Regions from separate parts of the Homo sapiens genome. Here all the other regions are linked to region 3. Evidence: read pairs that join two places in POLR2A ChIA-PET (ENCODE). Cell type or tissue: OCI-LY7. All regions are shown on one strand. Each heading gives the region's core, and the rest is flanking DNA. Links, peaks and the distances in the headings are about the cores only.

The links. Peaks named below come from ENCODE experiments on the same cell type or tissue, not always from the same donor. Only the 100,000 strongest peaks of a DNase experiment are listed, where the experiment ranks them.
Region 1: POLR2A ChIA-PET joins it to region 3 with 11 read pairs; 2 of 35 experiments call an interaction of 5 or more read pairs at or near these places.
Region 2: POLR2A ChIA-PET joins it to region 3 with 11 read pairs; 6 of 35 experiments call an interaction of 5 or more read pairs at or near these places.

The regions. Positions count from the first base shown.
Region 1 is chr4:12,962,225-12,968,018 of GRCh38, forward strand. LOC105374493 (a long non-coding RNA gene) reads right to left here. Exons shown (of 3, transcript XR_007058047.1): 1 at 1,452-5,794. Among named protein-coding and RNA genes, the nearest start is that of RAB28, 520 kb to the right of the region's middle. In OCI-LY7, for the core only: no CTCF peak of the experiment used is centred there; no DNase peak of the experiment used is centred there.
Region 2 is chr4:13,470,316-13,476,109 of GRCh38, forward strand. RAB28 (RAB28, member RAS oncogene family) reads right to left here. Exons shown (of 7, transcript NM_001017979.3): 3 at 4,003-4,091. Among named protein-coding and RNA genes, the nearest start is that of RAB28, 11 kb to the right of the region's middle. In OCI-LY7, for the core only: no CTCF peak of the experiment used is centred there; no DNase peak of the experiment used is centred there.
Region 3 is chr4:13,525,779-13,531,572 of GRCh38, forward strand. It overlaps LINC01097 (long intergenic non-protein coding RNA 1097), which reads right to left and starts at 5,639. Exons shown (of 4, transcript NR_034054.1): 1 at 5,370-5,639; 2 at 3,144-3,324; 3 at 2,373-2,468; 4 at 541-2,115. RefSeq lists an enhancer at 2,519-2,598. In OCI-LY7, for the core only: no CTCF peak of the experiment used is centred there; a DNase peak (open chromatin) is centred at 2,953; H3K4me3 peaks cover 839 bases.

The DNA.
Region 1 (5,794 bases), core at 531-5,530, 560 kb before region 3:
TGTCTAAGAGATCTCATCTGGATAAGTCTGGGTTAAGTTTGTGAAATTTAAACAATCACACCAGGTGGTTTTTGTGAGCAAGCGAGGTCTGCATCCCCCGACTCACCATTCTACCTTCCAGAGATATCCAAAGTGTCAAAATATACAAGAGCTTCAAAATAGCCCAAAGAGAGACAAAGCGCTAAAAGACTTTAAATATCCCCATCATCATCTCCCTTCCCCTTCATCCTGCCATCTCTCCATTTCATTTTGTGAACAGTAGACATATATTCACAGCATGTACCCTCAGCTTAAAGCACCCGTTTCAACAGATTTATCCCACCAAGCCTCTCCTATACAAAAATGATGAAATCTACTCTGGAAAGAGCTCAGTCTTGGTTAATTTCATTCTAGAAAGTCTGGGCAAAAACACACACAAAAAAAAAACAAAAAAAAATAGTCAAATGATTTTCCAGATTAATATGGTTTGAATGGATCTGAAAGTTCTCTCTCCTAGCTCCCCTCTCCATTTCTCTTTTGAGTTCTCACTGTCTGTTTCTGCATCTCTGTTTCTCTATAAGTTGTATGCATATTCTAAAATACCTGCGTCTTGCCACTAAACTTTGTATGAGTCATCACTTATGAAGATGAGGCTTCTAGGATTCCCTCTCTATAAATAGATTATTTTTAAGGAGTCAATTCTTAAGCCAGTATTTGTAAAACATTTTCCTTGAAGTCTAATGACAGAAAAAAGTTACTTGTGCCCTTGGAAGTTGTGGAAACACAACCATAGCATCCTACAAAAAGCATGCAATTCATTTAAAGTTTTTTTTTAAATCTTAAAATTTCATGTGAATTTGTTTTTTAAATTATTGACATAATTTAAAATTTGTCCATATTGATTTTAATATAAGAATTTTATTTTTCAATATCTATGAATTAAATTAAATATGTGTATATGTATGGACATCTATGGATGTGTGTGTGTGTGTGTGTGTGTGTGTGTGTGTGTAGCTTTTCTGAAGCTTTGCCATCCCTGTGTACAGATGAAAATACATAGCATTCAATCACTACCATGCATTAACACTTCACCTTAAATAAGTTTACTTGATTAGTTAACTTTCCCAAAATAATGTGACCCAAGATGGAAATTTATTAAATAGGAAATGGAAGAGAAAAGGTCCAAGCAATGGTATGGATTTGCACATTCCCTGAGGCTGATTATCAAATGAAAGATACCTTATTGTTGACTAGTCAGTTTGAGTACAAATATTACTTTGAGTCAGATCCTGCTTCCAAGTCTCTCTCAACTTCAGAGTGAATAAGCCTGATTTATTTTCCAAATTGCATGTCACTTCCACATTCACTGTCATATGTGAGCTTTACTTTAACTTTATAGAACTAACAAGGCAGAAATTGTTCTCTGAATCTGACAGAGAAAAAAGAAGGAACAGCAAGATTATAAGACTTACCTAGAATCACACAGATCATTCTAGTTTCCATTTCTCCATATTTCTTCTATGACCTATCCAGTAATATCTCAGACATTTTCAGAAATATTAGACATATTCAGTAAGTTATGGCTGAACTGAATTTATTATTCCAACATAAGATTGGGAGTGCAAAGCTTAGATTTGCAGCTCAATTCTTTCACTCTTCTTAATCTGGTGTCATTATAAAAACATAAGTTGCATTGCAAAAAATGCTAGTAATTTGATAAATAATATTTATGCACCTCCTTGCAAACCAGCTTTCAGAGTAAAAATATAAAATTGTGCACTGCCCAACTAAAAAAACAAAACAAAAATCCCTCCTGTGTTATCACTGAGAAATCAAGAGACTATTTTTTAAGTTCCAAAGGGCTCAACAGAAGTCAATATTTGTAAATATTAACCTTGTGAGCAAGCAAGGTTTGAATCTCTTGCTGCACCATTTTTGAGTAGTCCAATCTGATAAGAAGAATTCAAATTGGATTGTGATCTGTTTAAATGAAACTCTCCATTTATATCAAATGTGCTCTTTAGTCAGAATAGGAGAGAGGGTAATAAAAAAAGAGTACAGTTCCGCTGAAAGAGGCCTTGACTCTTTATCATCCATCAGGCAAGGTGAAAAGCTCACTGAAAACTCCAGTGAGATTACATTTAACATAAACTTCCTGAGCTGAATTCCATTATTGCTAAAATAACTAGAAGGGAATCATTTAAATATTTTCCTGATGCCAGTATGGGGTCTTATTCAGCTTCTGACTAACAGCATTTTGAGAACAGTTCATCCTCCCTCAAAGTGTGGAGAATTGCTTAAGTTTTATATATAGAAAAAAAAAAACATTTTAAAAGTGTTATTTTAATCTGCCTGCTGATGAAAGTTATCCTGATAGAAGTGAACCACTGCTGCTTCAGACATCCAGCAATAGACATCAGTACTTCCAAGGAAGTTCATGTCATTGTTGGACATAAAATTATGTTGGAAAGATACAAGCCACAGTGAAGTGAAAAACTGTGAGAGCATACTGCAACCCCCAGCCAGAGAAAAGAAATGGGTGAGAAATTTCTCAGAGGCTTCTTGCAGTCAGGTTTGATAGGGTCGTGGCAAAAACTGTTAACAGTTCAAACATCTGCTAGAAATCTCATTCATTTAAGAGAAAAGCATGCAATGAATTCTTAATTCATTCACTGATAATTTTCACTTTCAGAATAGAGAGGAAAGGTCAGAATATTTGGGCATTATTCTTACAAAGTAATTACTGGTCTTGTGGAAATGATTTAAACTTGAAAAAAAGAGTGTATTATATTAAATTTCATGTATTTGAGACAATCAACATGGTGCAGAATTGGATAAAAGGCAACTCTCAAAAAGACAAGACCAAAAAAATAGTGCCATTTCGTGGTATTCATTTATTCGCTTATTCTATTACCTTATTACTATTTGATATTTATTGAACATGTACTGTATGCCAGGCTCTGTGAGGTCCCAGAGCATAAAGATAAATAATAAAGTCTCTGCCCAAAGGAGTTTGTAATATGGCAGACAACACAAGAAAAATGAATCAAGGATTCAGGCCAGTGATGATAAGTTTAAAAAGAAGGTTGTGATCTCTTGACTACTCTTCCTGTGTACATTACAGGATTTGGGTAAGAGTACTACATGCCACTCAGGGTCAAAGCAGAGGGAGAAAGGAAAATCATGGGCAAGTATCTTTATGGTGGTTTCCATGGGAAGAAACAGGGAATACAGAGTACACGGGCTCAGAATTAGCGAGTCTGAATACCTTCAGTAGGCTCTGAGGCATGGGGTCATCCCTGATTGTCTGGTACCTGGCCCTGGGGCGATTAGGCTGGTGGATAGTGTTCAGGCATGTGAAAGCCTGATAAGGAAGTGGTTGGGGGTATGGAGTTAATTAGCTGTTCAAGAAAAGAAACTGACCAGCCTCCAGCGGGGACTTCAAAACTAAATCAAGAAAGAATTTTATAAAACCATGTTACATTCATGCCATCTCAGAGCAGCATAGATAACTCATCATAAAGTGCATGCTGTGCTGCAGTTGCTTATTACGTCTCCTGTATTTTCTACCTGATTAAACTAGCTCTATGAGGGCAAGGACACCCCTAGCATCCAGCACATACAAGATGTCTGATGAATGCTTTGAATGAAACAGAAGGGCATTTAGGTTATGTTTCAAAGAATGAATAGGAGTTGCCTAAAAGCAGATGACTGGGGTAAGAAACCAAAGAAAAAAAAAAAAAGGTAGACCAGTGCTAGAAAGTGTTTTGGAATGGCAAACAGTTTTAGGTTTCTTAGCTTACTATTTAGGGAGAAATATCAAGATATAATGAGACTAGAAAAAAAAATTGAGGTAAAATGAAGGAAAACATGATGTGTTCGTGTAAGAAATTTTAATTTTATCCTATATTAAATGGTGAGGCAGGAAGTTCTAGCACAAGAAGATGGCCAGACAAGTGAGTGCCATGGGTTGCTTTTCAACGTGGAAAATAAATAGGAGAGATAAGATTTTTCTTACCGTAAGCAATGTCCCATAATAACTGGCACAGTTCTCTCTAAGCACAAATGCTTTCACCTCTAGAGCCAGCCTTCATTTTCTGTTTATGGCTGGGTCCATGATGAAACACAATGATATGTAGTTATGACCTACACAATATGCTACAAAAAATCCCTCAGCTAATATCACCAATAGATTTCATCTTCTTTTTCACTTTTTTCCCCATGTAGCATGAGCAGATGAATTAAAAAAAAAACTATATAGAAGTACACATTTTTCCAAGAATATGTAATGCCTAAAATATAATTGCTTAAGTCATAAAAGATCTGGTCTCCAAACAAGTTATATTTATCTAATGACTGTCCAACTGTCTTTAAATTACTGTTTAATAACTACCTTGTGCTCTTATTAAGGAAAAATCATACATGGTGTGATATTGTGTTATGGTTTATTATTTTTATTCAGACACAGACATGACACCATAACATTAAGAAGTCATGTCTTTGGCCATATTCAAATAAATAATATACACTAAAAGCCGCAATCTGTGAAGGATCGCAGGGTTTCCATAAGAAAACGAAAATGTAGATGCAGACATCTGATTTGCTCAGTTCCTTCACAAGATCCTTGCAGCCTCCTCCATGTGGGACATAAAGAGCTTTTGTGACGCACATGCTGTGCATCACAAATGGAGAGGCTGGCCAAGAAAAATATACAGTTACCAGAAGAATAAACCCAGGATGAAAAGCACAGAGGTAGCATCAATAGACGTCTAATATGCCATTGGCCCCATCTGGTTAGAATCACATCATCAGAATCAGAGCTGGAGTAGACCTTCCAGGTCATCCCTTCCATCCTCTTACCAACACAACAATCATCTTTTTGAAGACCAAGTCCAGTTCAATTTCACATGTCTCAAGAGACAAAAATTCCACAGATTCTGGAAGCAAGATATTTACCATATTTAAAGAGCCAAAAGTAGACATAGTAGAGATTTCAGTCAGTAAAAAAACTGTATTTGGCCTTTGAAATATAAGTATAGGTTTTTTAAAGTAAAAATTCTCCCAGTAAAAGACAGCTTGAGGCAGAGGGAGAATCACAACTGAGATGGAAGGAAGAATTGCTGTGAGCTGTTAACAAAGATTTAAGGGACCCTCAGAATTGTTTTCAAGGGAGCTTCAAGAATCAGTCTAGAAAAATTCTGTCAGTGTTCAAATCCTTCCTCCATGCTACAGAGGACAGTGGAACAGTTGTCACCAGGAACTAGCTAAGGTGTGGAAAAAAAGAGCTGAGCTGAAAATCAAAGCTTTAGGTTCTTTTTTTTTTTTTTTTTTTTTTTGAGGCAGAGTCTCACTCTGTCGCCCAGGCTGGAGTGCAGTGGCACGATCTCAGCTCACTACAACCTCTGCCTCCCAGGTTTAAGCAATTCTCATGCCTCAGCCTCCCAAGTAGGTGGGATCACAGGTGTGCACCACCACACCTGGCTAATTTTTTTGTATTTTTAGTAGAGACAGGGTTTTGCCATGTTGGCCAGGCTGGTCTCGAACTCCTGACCTCAAGTGATCCACCCACCCTGGCCTCCCGAACTGCTGGGATTACAAGTATAAGCCACGATGCCCGGCCTCTGTAGGTTCTTATTATAGATAACGGAAGACATTTGGCCTTTGGGAGATGGTAGGGAGAGGAGGACGATTGCCTACTAAGAGAAATCCTATGTGAAGAGCCAAGAGGCAGAATCAGAACATGTATTAAATTTTTAAGAGTCTGTCTGAAGGTAAGATCAAAGATAGCCTATGGAGACAAGAGTTTGCGAGTGAG
Region 2 (5,794 bases), core at 275-5,274, 56 kb before region 3:
TACAAACATAATCAGTTATAAGTTGGCAAATATCCAACTAAAAAACTTACAGTAAAAGAGAGCAGAAGGTCTTGGAGAGTCCAGTTTTGAGATGCACTCTCTCCATAGCTGTCATGTAGGCACCAAATCCTTTCATTGGTACTTAAAAAGTAGGCTCATCTGTGTGGGGCCACTGGCACACAATAGTAGTTATGTTCTACCTCACAAGTGACTACACTTCATTGAGTTTATGCTCAGTGGGTCAGTGTTTGCAAACCACTTAGATTCCAGGACAGAAAGAGCTACAAAAATGAAACATCCAGTCCTTCTCTGAGGTTTGTTATTAGCCTCTGTTAGCCACAGGTTACAGGGCACTAAACACTATGTACTGTGTGTTTGCTCCTAACCACTATGAAAAATCCCCTATAACATCTTTCTAAAGACTCCTAGAAATTTTTAAGTTAATTTAAAATCTGGGAATTTAACTGGGACATATTTCAATTCTTAGAACTAGTTCTTGTCAAAATACCTCACTAATTCTTTTTGGGGTGTCAATTCAATTTAGTTTTCATCAACACTTTCAACAGGCTATTGCTAACATTTAATGTTGCTGGGGGCAAAGGGACTGAAGAGGGTAAAATAATCAGTTTTATTTGGATCCAAGTTAACTCCCAGCCTACATATAAGCTTCTACGCAGATGTTAAGAAATGCTTTAAAGAAACAGATTGACTAGTTTAATGACCCAGACATGTATAATTCTTTCTATACACAATACAGAAGTTAGAGAACCTAAAACAAAACCCTAAATAACACATTAAACTGATATCCTGAAAAAGCTTGTCTCAACATCTCTGAAGATTTCTGTCCTGTAGTATATCAAAATCCAAAGTATTCATGAGATAGGTAATATAAAGCATCTATAACTCCAGAAGCAATACAGATCTACTTTGAAGAATAATTATATGATTATATAAAGATATTGAGCTTATTAAAATGCTATTAGGATGTTTTTGAAAGCACTGGTTTTGAAAAGTAACATTTTCTCCAATTTATAGTAGTAAATAATGAGTCACAGCTTCTCTAGCCTGGATATAGAATTTAAAAATAGTTTAACAAAATAGACCACTGGTCAATGTACTTTATGTACTTAACATAGCATTTATTTGGAATCTCTGGAAAGCAGAAAAAAGTTATTATATTATCATCCTTTTTTTTTCTTCTTTATAAACTGAGTCTCACTCTTTCGCCCAGGCTGGAGTAAAGTGGCATGATCATAGCTCACTCCAGCCCCAAACTCCTGGACTCACGTGATCCTCCCATATCAGTCTCTCAAGTAGCCGGGACTACAGGTGCCTGCCACCATGACCTATCATCTATTTTTGACAATTCATTTCATCATCTCAGAATTCCCAGTTTTGTCAGACAATTTCATAGAAAGATCCATGAATTTCTCAGAAATACTGTACTAAATTATTGTTTAATAAAAACACAGTACATCCTTATAAGAGTCATAGCAATCATTAAGTGTAAACGATAAAATGCACCACCAAAAGAGAAAGAAGTCGATATGTACCTTCAAGACAGAAACTTTATACAAGTTCTAAGAACTATAACATTCACTTTCTCCCAAGAAAAAAAGTACCTTAAAAAATAATGAAGACATTTTACTAAACTTACGGACTTTCAAAAAAGATGGAAATTCTTGAAATTTCTACAAATGTTCTCATTAATGTCTGCTTACTGTAGGCAGCTTTGTAATAACATAAAATATATACTGTCAAAAACTGACTTAAGGAAATGGTCACAAAATATTGTGAGTGTACTAAATGACACCGATTATATACTTTATTTTTTATTTATTTTGTTTTTTAGAGATGGAGTGTCACTTGCCATCTGGACTGAAGTGCAGTAGTGTGATCATAGCTCACTGCAACCTCAAAATCCTGGGCTCAAGTGATCCTCCCACCTGTGCCTCTCAGTTAGCTGAGATTACAGGCATGAGCCACTGCGCCTAGCTGATTATACACTTCAGAATGGTTAACTTTATAATACACAAATTTCACATCAATATTAATTTTTATATAATAGTAATAAATTTTAAATAATTTAAATAAATTAGATAATAAATTTTTAAATGACTTGAAGATAGAATTAACAGAATTCAACACATGGGCATAATACTCCCCTAATTTTTAAGTGAAGAAAAATGTATTAATTGAATTATATATTATTATTTACCCTGAAATGCATAAAGTCCTCCTGTTCTCCACTAACTCTGGTTACACCTATAAATCATAAAAGACTATTCTATTTGACACCAAGAGTCAAATTTCATTAGAAGTTAGATCTAATCTTCATTTTCTTAAAATCATATATGTAGCCTTGAAGACAGATTTTATGGAACAAAGAGAAGAGTGTTATTTTCCCATGTTATCAACCACATGAATGAAACAAGAACTGTGGCTTCCCACAAATCTCTGTCCAGCAAGTTGTCTCTAGCTTAGTATCCACTTTAATCAGTTTAAAACAGAAAATGAATAAATAAATAAATAAAACAAAAAAGCCATACACAAAATTCTGAGATGTACTTTTTAAGAGAAAAATGAACATGCATAAAATATCAAGTCACTTAACCACAGAAGAAAATGCTATAAATGTGAACAGAAAAATTTTGCAGGAGACTAAGAACAATGTATAAAAGATAAGAGCTTTAAGAGCCAAATCTCTGCATCAGCAATGCAAAAAATCAAAACTCTGGGGCCTTTATAAGTGATTCAGAACCATATTAGCCTCTATAGCCATACTGTCCTTCTCCGAATATTTTACAAAATAAATCAGAATCTATTTTTCATCCAAAATCAAGGCAACGGTATTTGACATGAACCAAACTTTGTACAGCAGAGTGCTTAATATACTATATCTCCATCCTATAGAATCATTTATTATGAGCAACATGTTTCCACATAACCAAGTTGTATTTGTCTCACTTAAAATACCAAACTCCAATAAAGAACTAGAAATTTTTACTATTACCCCTAAGTCTCCAGATGATGTAGAAGATACACACTAATTAAAAGTAGAGAAAAAAAGCAAAAATAAAGAAATAGCACATCAAGTATTACATACAGAGCTCAGTAAGCACAACCTACTTAATATTCGGCTATATACCATATTCTCTACTTCATCAGATGATTACTTTCAATGGTATTACTGCATTTCTAAAGTCTGTCATTTAATCAAAAGCAATCTGCCAAATATTAAAAAGACAATTCTTCACTGAACATGCTCAGAGAGAAATGATTAACTTTTAAAGTATATTACTACCCTGCATATTTTCTATTTGTATAATAACTTTATTTAAAATCTTATAAATTATATCAGTATAAGCTCATGGAGAATATAAGCTCATGTTGCGAAATTTATGTAATTATTCAGGTCATTTTTCATTTTCATTTTTCTTGCTCTACATGGATTTTCTTCTGAAAATACAGCATTATCATAGTAAATTATTGTATGTGTTTCACATATACACTGTCATATTTAGTTATCTGATAGAAAATACAGACATGTCTATTAAATCTGAAAAGCTATCAATATTCATTGCACAAAAACATAGACATATAGATATACTTTCAGTCCTTGTAACTTAAAATGAAGTTAAATTTTCATCCCTGTGTTTTTCATTCAGTTTATTTGAAAGCAGTCACTATAACAAAACCAGCTAATACATATCAAAATATCATTTATCACTGCATTTATTGAACTGCTAACAATAACACCTAGTAATGTAAATAACATACGAAAGCTGTTCAGAGTTTTCCTGTTCCCTCACCCAAATCACTCCAAACATAATTAGGAGAGCATGAAACCAAAGAACTAGCACAAATATAAAATTATTCTCTCTACGTATCAGATAAAAAGTTAGAAAGAATGTGTGTGTGTGTGCATTTGGGAGTAGATTTGCATGTGTGCTTGTAAGTGGTATACTTTCAATACTGGAATAATCAGAATTCATATCATACCTGTGCTCCATAGATATATTTATCCAACATTTTGCCTCCTATTGTCTGCCCTCCTATATCCCAAATTTGAAGGGTAACATTCAAGTTTCCTAGAATATAAAAAATGAATATAAAAATAAGAATACCAAAAAAATTAAGTAACAATACAACAAGTGACACAGTATCACAGAATACTAAGTCACAATAAGAAACTCTGAGCCCAATTTGCCTTTATGTGCAGGCTCACATGATATTTGGAATTGCGAAAACAACGTCAAAAGAAATTATAGTGGGGAATCTAGTTTTATCTTTTTACTCCATTTCCATGGAACCATATTTACAATCACCTTCAAAACAAAAGAAAATAAAGTAAGCTTTAATTTGTAAACTTAAGCCTTAGAAAAATGTTTTTCTTAGAGAACAGAATGAAGCACATGTCCATGGAGCAAGAAATATACTTTAAAAATAAAAACTGAAGCTTTATATACTCAACCATCCAATCATACATATGAATTCTGTCGTAGGTTCTAAACTCTATGGCTTCTAAAACTCATGGAATAATAGCAAACTACAAAAATGCACCCATAATTTCAGCTCAAATTAATGAATCTTTTTATAATGTGATTGTCAGCTACTATCGGATATGGCAAACATAGTCAAAAAATTACGTTTTCAAATTTAACCCACAAAATAGAAACGCATTTGATAGCCCTATTCAGAACAAACGTAGGATACATACCATGTATATCACTAAATATTACAATGCTTTCAAACCTGTTCAAAGTATTTCCATTTAAACAAACTATGTATACTTCCAAGCCTTCACAAAATACTGTAACTAATCATCTTCCCCATACAAGCATTGTAAAAGCATTCTAAAAGGCAATCTTTAAAAATCCTTTTGTGCATTTTATAAAATATTTGGTTGATACAAAAATTTATGAGATAAGCTATTCTCCCTTCTCAATGCAACTGATGAGTAAGCTTACAAAAGCCAAACTATGCTTTTTAGTTGAACATTTTAAACTATTCCCCTCATATAATTATGCAGTTTTCTCCAGTTTCAATTAGCACTTTTTGAATGATTTGCAAATCAAAAGAAAATAAAAGATTAGAAACTGAAAAATGATCTCATTTCAAAAAAAGATTATAAAGATATAAATTTATAAGCCAACATAAAATACTAAAATCAGAGAAAGTTAGTCATACCATTTAACTATGCAACTGAAAAGAAAAAGACATTTGATTAACCAGCACAGTTTTCTAAATTTTGGTGGGTTTGTATTACAATCTTTCCATTATTTAAACATAGGTTGTTCCATCTGCCACTGCGCAGAGGATTTCCATGAGGAACTTCCATTAGCATTAATGAGCGCTAATGTTTTATCACCATCATTACCACAGACACACACTTTCAACACTTAGACTAATGACTAAAATGTTCTTAAAGCCCTATGAATATGAAAACCAAAATGTCACAGACTAAGATTTGTCCAAAAACTTGTACAAATCGAATTTCTCAAAAATCTAAATTTTTTGAGATTCAAGGCTGAATTCTTCTATAATGCTGTCTCAAATGAAGCAGATGAGAAAGGGCTAGCCATCACTAAGAAGTATATAAACTAGTTTCAGAAACCCCTAAGCAGGCAGTAGTCTATTCATTTTACTTGCACAACTCTTTAGGGTTATTTGATTACTTCAAAAGACAGTGCTTAACAATACTAACTTTTACAGAGTAAGATTTTAGGCAATACTTAGTAAGTGCTAAAAGGTGTTTAATCCCATTTTTCTCAGAGCCAATGGTCCTTATTGC
Region 3 (5,794 bases), core at 398-5,397:
CTGCCTCACCCAGAGATCTGGGGAATTATGATAATTACAATAGGAATGTTAGCATAGCAATTTGCCCTTTAGGAATAGGTTGGGCAGCAAAGGGCAGCTAAAGCACCGCTCCATGTCCTGAAGTCCTTCCAGTAGATCACAAGCGTACAATCAATCTAAGTCAAGAGCCTGTTTTCTCTGCCAGAACAGTTTGAAGACAAGCTTCCAACCATCCCCCAGACCCCCAATCTCTTCCTATAGGGAAATTCTGGAGCCTCCTCTGCTAAGTGGAAATTGTTATCTTCCTTGAACAGGTGGCAGCCAGCTCCGCCAGGCTGTGACTGATGCAAGGCCACCCAGCTAGTGAGTGGTTTTGTCAGTCTTGAACTCAGATTATATCCCTAAAGTCCTTGTCTCTGAGCAATCACACACAATTACCAGAACATTTACTAACTACCTCATCTTTCCCTACACTGGTAATGTCTGTAAAGGCCGCTTACATACCAAGAAGGAATAAGAGCTGACAATAGTGAGCTCTTACTGAATGTCAGGCATAGAGAAAAATGTTGTACATATATATTTTTAAAGCAAACATAAAGCACCCTTTCTGCCAGGTCTGGCTTTAAATGCTTTACATGTATTTATTTAATCTTCACAACAGCCCCTCATTTTACACAAGAAGAAATGGAGGCACAAAGAGATTGTTTATTACTTCAAAATTACCTGGCTAATATGTGGCAGAGCTAAACTTAGCATCCAGACCTCTGACTGGAGAGGCCTCCCTCCAAACTGCCTTTCTAGGCAACATTTAGAACATCTCTCTGCAAGGATCCTTCAGGCTTCATGAGCCTTTGGTAGCTTCCATATTTGTTTGCTTGAATCTCAGGCAAATACCTGAGATTCCTTCCCAGGTGAGCTGTGGTGTCTTTGAAAAATAGTTAATGTATATCGAGTACTTACTATATACACCAGGCGCCAGTAACTGCGTACTTGCTACATGCCAGGCATTATTCTAAGCCATCTACAAGTTTAAACTCATTTAATGCTCAGCAAAACCCTGTGGGATAGATTCTATCACTGCACCCAATTTACAGATGAGCAAACTGAGGCCCAATATCATGCAATTAGTAAAAGGTAGAGTTGGGGTTGACTCTCAGGTTGTCTGGCTGCAAATGATCCTGTGCTGGATGTGAAAATGGAGGTTCCATTTGTTCAGAGGCCTCTGCATTAATATTCATCATATCTTTTTCTCCCAATTTACATACAGGGATTTCTTTGATGGAATTTTCCTGCTTATCTAAAGCTTCAAGCAGCCTAAGAAAACAGCAGAGCCACTATCTTCAGGCTTGACCTCCGTCTTCTTACCAGTAAAATGAGCAGCTAAGGCAACTCTTGGAGGTTTGAGGCTTGAGACGTGTGCCTGGAACCTGAATAGCAGTTCCACAGCTTTAGGGCGCGTTCTTACAGGTGCCAGCGGTGCGACTACATCCACTCACGGTTTTTTGCCTATTTTCTAGGAGTTACAAAGTACATTCACAAACATCCTTGCAAAATCGCAAAGAAGTGTCCACTGCTGCTTTAGAGCTGGCCAAAAGGATGAGCCAAACAGGCTTCTACTCTGTCCTGATAATCAAATGTTTTCAACCTCCCTCCGTGGGCACCTTCAACTTATTTATGTCTAAAAATGTATTGTCAAGACGCTTCTTTTTTGATCAAGGCCCGATTTGGGTGGTGGGGCAGGGTAGGTGTTACCGAGAAGCCAGAAGCATTAGCACTTACACTGGCTGGTTCACCTTGGCCACATCCTCTCCACATCTCCTCCCTGGGCGTCCCCAAAGTCACTGGGTCAGAACCGAAATGGAGGCTTTGGCAGCGACCGCGTGTGATCCACAGCAGACGTCGGAAGCAGGAAGGGGCGTCCTGCGCGGTGGGACCCGCGCGGGGGCAGTGGCGCAGGCGCCAGGAGGCAGGTGCAGCACCGAGCCCGGTGCGCCGCTGCAGGCGGGTGCACGGGTGGCGAGAATGGGGAGATGTCGAGTGAGAGCCACGCCGAATTTCAGACCTTGGCGCGTGATTTCTTCTCCATCTCTGTTTCCCTAATGGGCACCTGGTCTCGTTGACACTCGTGGGTCATCGCTGCTTTTACACAAGGAGAAGTGCTCTGAGACTCGAGCTGCGCCCGCAAATTCAGGGTGGGCTACGCAGGGAGGGCCTGCGGCTCGCCCACAACATCCTCTCAGCGCTCAACGCCCCCCATCACTCCCACATCCCGCCCCCCGCCCCCTCACCCGCTCAGGGGTCAGCCGGGACTACAGATAGCCTCTGGGGATTCCCCGCCAGCCTCCGGAGAGCTCAGGGCTTTGGTCCTGCCTCCTTGCCTGACTGGGGCGTACCTGCAGTGTTCCCCTTCCAACCGCTCAGCAGTGGCGCAAGTGCTTCCTCCACTTGCGTGGGTGGCGTCTCAGCGAAGGTCCGCGCCCTTCGAGTGTCTGGAAAGGAGCCGTGTTGAGCTTGCAACCATTTTTGGAGTGGGGCATCTTTAACCCTATTTACAGAGGCGGTATCTGAGGTTTCTGTGATGTATTCCTAAAAGCAGGGTTAGTAAATTGTGAGCTAACTCCACTGGCCCCCGCGTGGATCTCCCTACTCCCCAAGAAAAAAATGCATTGATCTATATTAGAACTTCAAGTTAAACAGTGAGGCCCTGGTAGACGGGGTTACGTCTCTACTTCTGTATCTCAAGAGCTTCGCCCGGAGTCTAGCTTCAAGTGGGTAGAGGGTGAGGAGGGAGGAATGGGGGAGAGGAAGTGACCCCCAAAACAACCTACAAAATGTTGGTATATAGTAGGGTTCGCAGTATCCCCTGGACCTACTAAATTGGGTAACACGCGGGGACACGGATGTGAGAGTCTTAGTTTCGGCTTTCCGTCTACTAACCTCAGTTTCCTCACACCAGAAGTGGCCATAATTAGTCACGCCTGGTTTGTGTGAGTGCCGAAAGTGAGAGGAAGGTGAATTGCATCATCTCGTATTAGCGCTGTGATCTTGAGCAAATTACTTACCCTCTCTGTGCCTAAATTTCCTGGCACGTTGTCAATGTTTCCCCGAAACACCCCCCAAACCCCCCCCGCAAAACAAAAAACAAAAAACAAACAAACAAAAACCTTTGCCTGTCTTGATGGTTTTGAGGCTTGCAAATAAAAGGAGGGAGCCAGGTCTGCCTTTCCCGGGCTGAAGGACAAAAACAGTCTCACCACTGGGAATGGTTCTGTGCAGAATTTTCTCACCAATTACTAGCCTTGAGATCTTGGATAAGCTGCACTCTCCTCTGCCCTCAGTCTCCATCTATAAAACAAGTCACGGAAGATGCAACAGTCTCTGAGGCCCCGTCCAAGCTCTGGTCTTTGCTCCTTGGTGTAGGGGGCCCTCAGGTTGGAGGAAGTGGTTCAAAGGCTAAAGTTGGGTCCGTCCCGTGGGCCCCTCCCACTCCCCCCTTTTGGGCGCGGCTCGGGGGTGGAAGCCCTGGGCGACAGCACAGCTTCGCTGCGGCGGGGAAGGAGGACCGTCGGGCCCAGAGTTCCCGCCGCCACATATGGTCTGTGGATTTAGGTGTCAAAAACCGGAGAATTAGAAATGGTAATTTTCCGTCATTATGGCTGAAATGCGATCTGTCACAACAACTGGAACATGTCTCCGCGCTAGCGAAAATAATGTTCGTGATTAGGAATCATTACGCACGTCAAGCCGAGTCCATTAAGTTGTAGGGAGAAATTAGCCTTGACGGGCAGAATCAAACTACAAATACACAGGCCTCGCCTTCAGGAGGCCAAGCGGCGGCACTCGGGAGGAGGCAGCCGGAGTCGGTGTTTTCTTAATAGGAAACTGTCCAGAGAATTAATACTCCCTTCCCCGCACCCCTGTGGGATTCTCCCCTCCTCTTCCCACAGCCTAGTCCCCACCCTAGGAGTGGGAGGGGGCGCAGAGGCGTCGCAAACATTAACTGGAGGCTTTGAAGTCCCACAGGTCCCCCGGGCCAGTTCCCGCCTCACCAATTCCAAGCTGTGTGACCCTGCCCAAGTCACTTGACCCTCCTGAACTTTGCTTGCTGCTCTGTAAAAAAGGTATAATCCCACACACTTCATGGGTTCTCCCCAGGATTCACCGAAAGGTATGGTCAGTGCAAGCACGTGGAAACCGCAGAATCTGTTCAACCTTCTTTCCTTTCCTGGAGCTCCAGTCTCTGCCTTACCCTGGTGAAGTGGTGGGGACTGCAGTGTGTGTGTGTGTGTGTGTGTGTGTGTGTGTGTGTGTGTGTGTTGGGGCTGAAGCATTGGGATTGAGTGCCCAGAACTGGGAAACTTGCCAATCAGGCATTGAGCAAGGAGGCCAGAATCTCTGAAACTGAGGAGGGTGAGCACGGAGCAACTGATGTGCCTTGCTGGGCCTTGTACCCTCCTTCCTGTCACCCCAGGTAGGAGGAACGGCCCTGGGTCCTCCGCCTTGCCTGTGAGGCCCGCCAGAGCTACCTGCACACTAGGATCTGCACTGTCACCAAGGAGTGGCACGTGGTAAATGAAGCCAGGATTAAAAGCCTTCCCTTTCAGGCTGCTGCCCCGGTCTCCACTGGAGACAAAAAAAAAAAAAAAAAAGCCATTTACTATTCACAGTAGGGAGTTTTGGAAAGATCATCTCCCTCTTCTGCAGATAGGAAGGAAGGGAAGAAGAGGCTGAGCAGGGTCTAGAAAGGCGGGTTCCATCCAGCCTTGTGTGCCTGATCATCTTTTAAGAGCTTGCTCTGTGCCATGCACCCACTCCAAAGGGCTTTAACTACGTTATCTCCTTTTATCTCCAAGCCAACCTATGAGTCTCCTTATTCCTTGGGGAGAATGAGGGCCTGAGTTTAGGGAACTCCTCCAAGGGTCTGGAAGCTGGGAAGAAGCAGAAGTGGAAGATAAGCCTGGCCCTGCCACCAAAGCCTGTTCACCACTCTGCCATTTGGAGCTGCAAGGCTTCAACCCACCAAGTCTTCTATCTGGCTTTTTCATGGTTCCTATGGGCCCTCAAATTCCACCTCTCAAAGGGCTCAGGAAAATGAAATGCGCTAAAGGTAAAACATTCAGCTCTGTGCCTGACATAACATTGATGCCCATTTAGTCACTTACTCTCTCCGGGCCTCATTTTTCTCCTGTGTAAATGGTACCCTTATCGCTGCCTGGGGAAACCAACGCACGTGTGGCCCGCGCTGAGTAGTTTGGAGCCAGACAGACTAGGTTCGAACCCCAGCTCCACCGGAAATAGCCGCGGCCAGGGTAGTGTTGATCCCCAAAGTGGGGTAATGGAAGTTGAGCTGCTGGAAGGAATGAATGAAATAATTCATGGAAAGCACTTACTGCAGGACAGGAAAGCGATTAGGCGCTAAATAAAGCGCTGGTTACCAGGATGCAAAGATTGGCCCGCACAGGCTTGGAGGTTTGCTGCCCAGGGAGAAGGAGAAGCAGCTCTCAGGCCCTTTCGGCAACTTCTCGGCTTCCCTTGCATCTCTGAACGTTAGTGATCCGGACCTCAGATCCGGTTTCCGAGGGCGCCAGGGTCCTAGGGCTGAGGTCCATTCAAATGCTTAGGCGACTCTGCCGCAGGCCTCCGGAAGAGGCCCGGTCGTTAAGAAAGGGGGCGGGGTAAGGAGGAACGGCTAGCACCTAGAGCTGGGGCCTGGCCTCTGCCCCCACCGCCCTGCCTTTGGCAACCAGCGAATCAGGACTGAAACGTAGGGACACAGAGGGACAGAGACTAAGTCCAGGATAGCGACGATCAGTCA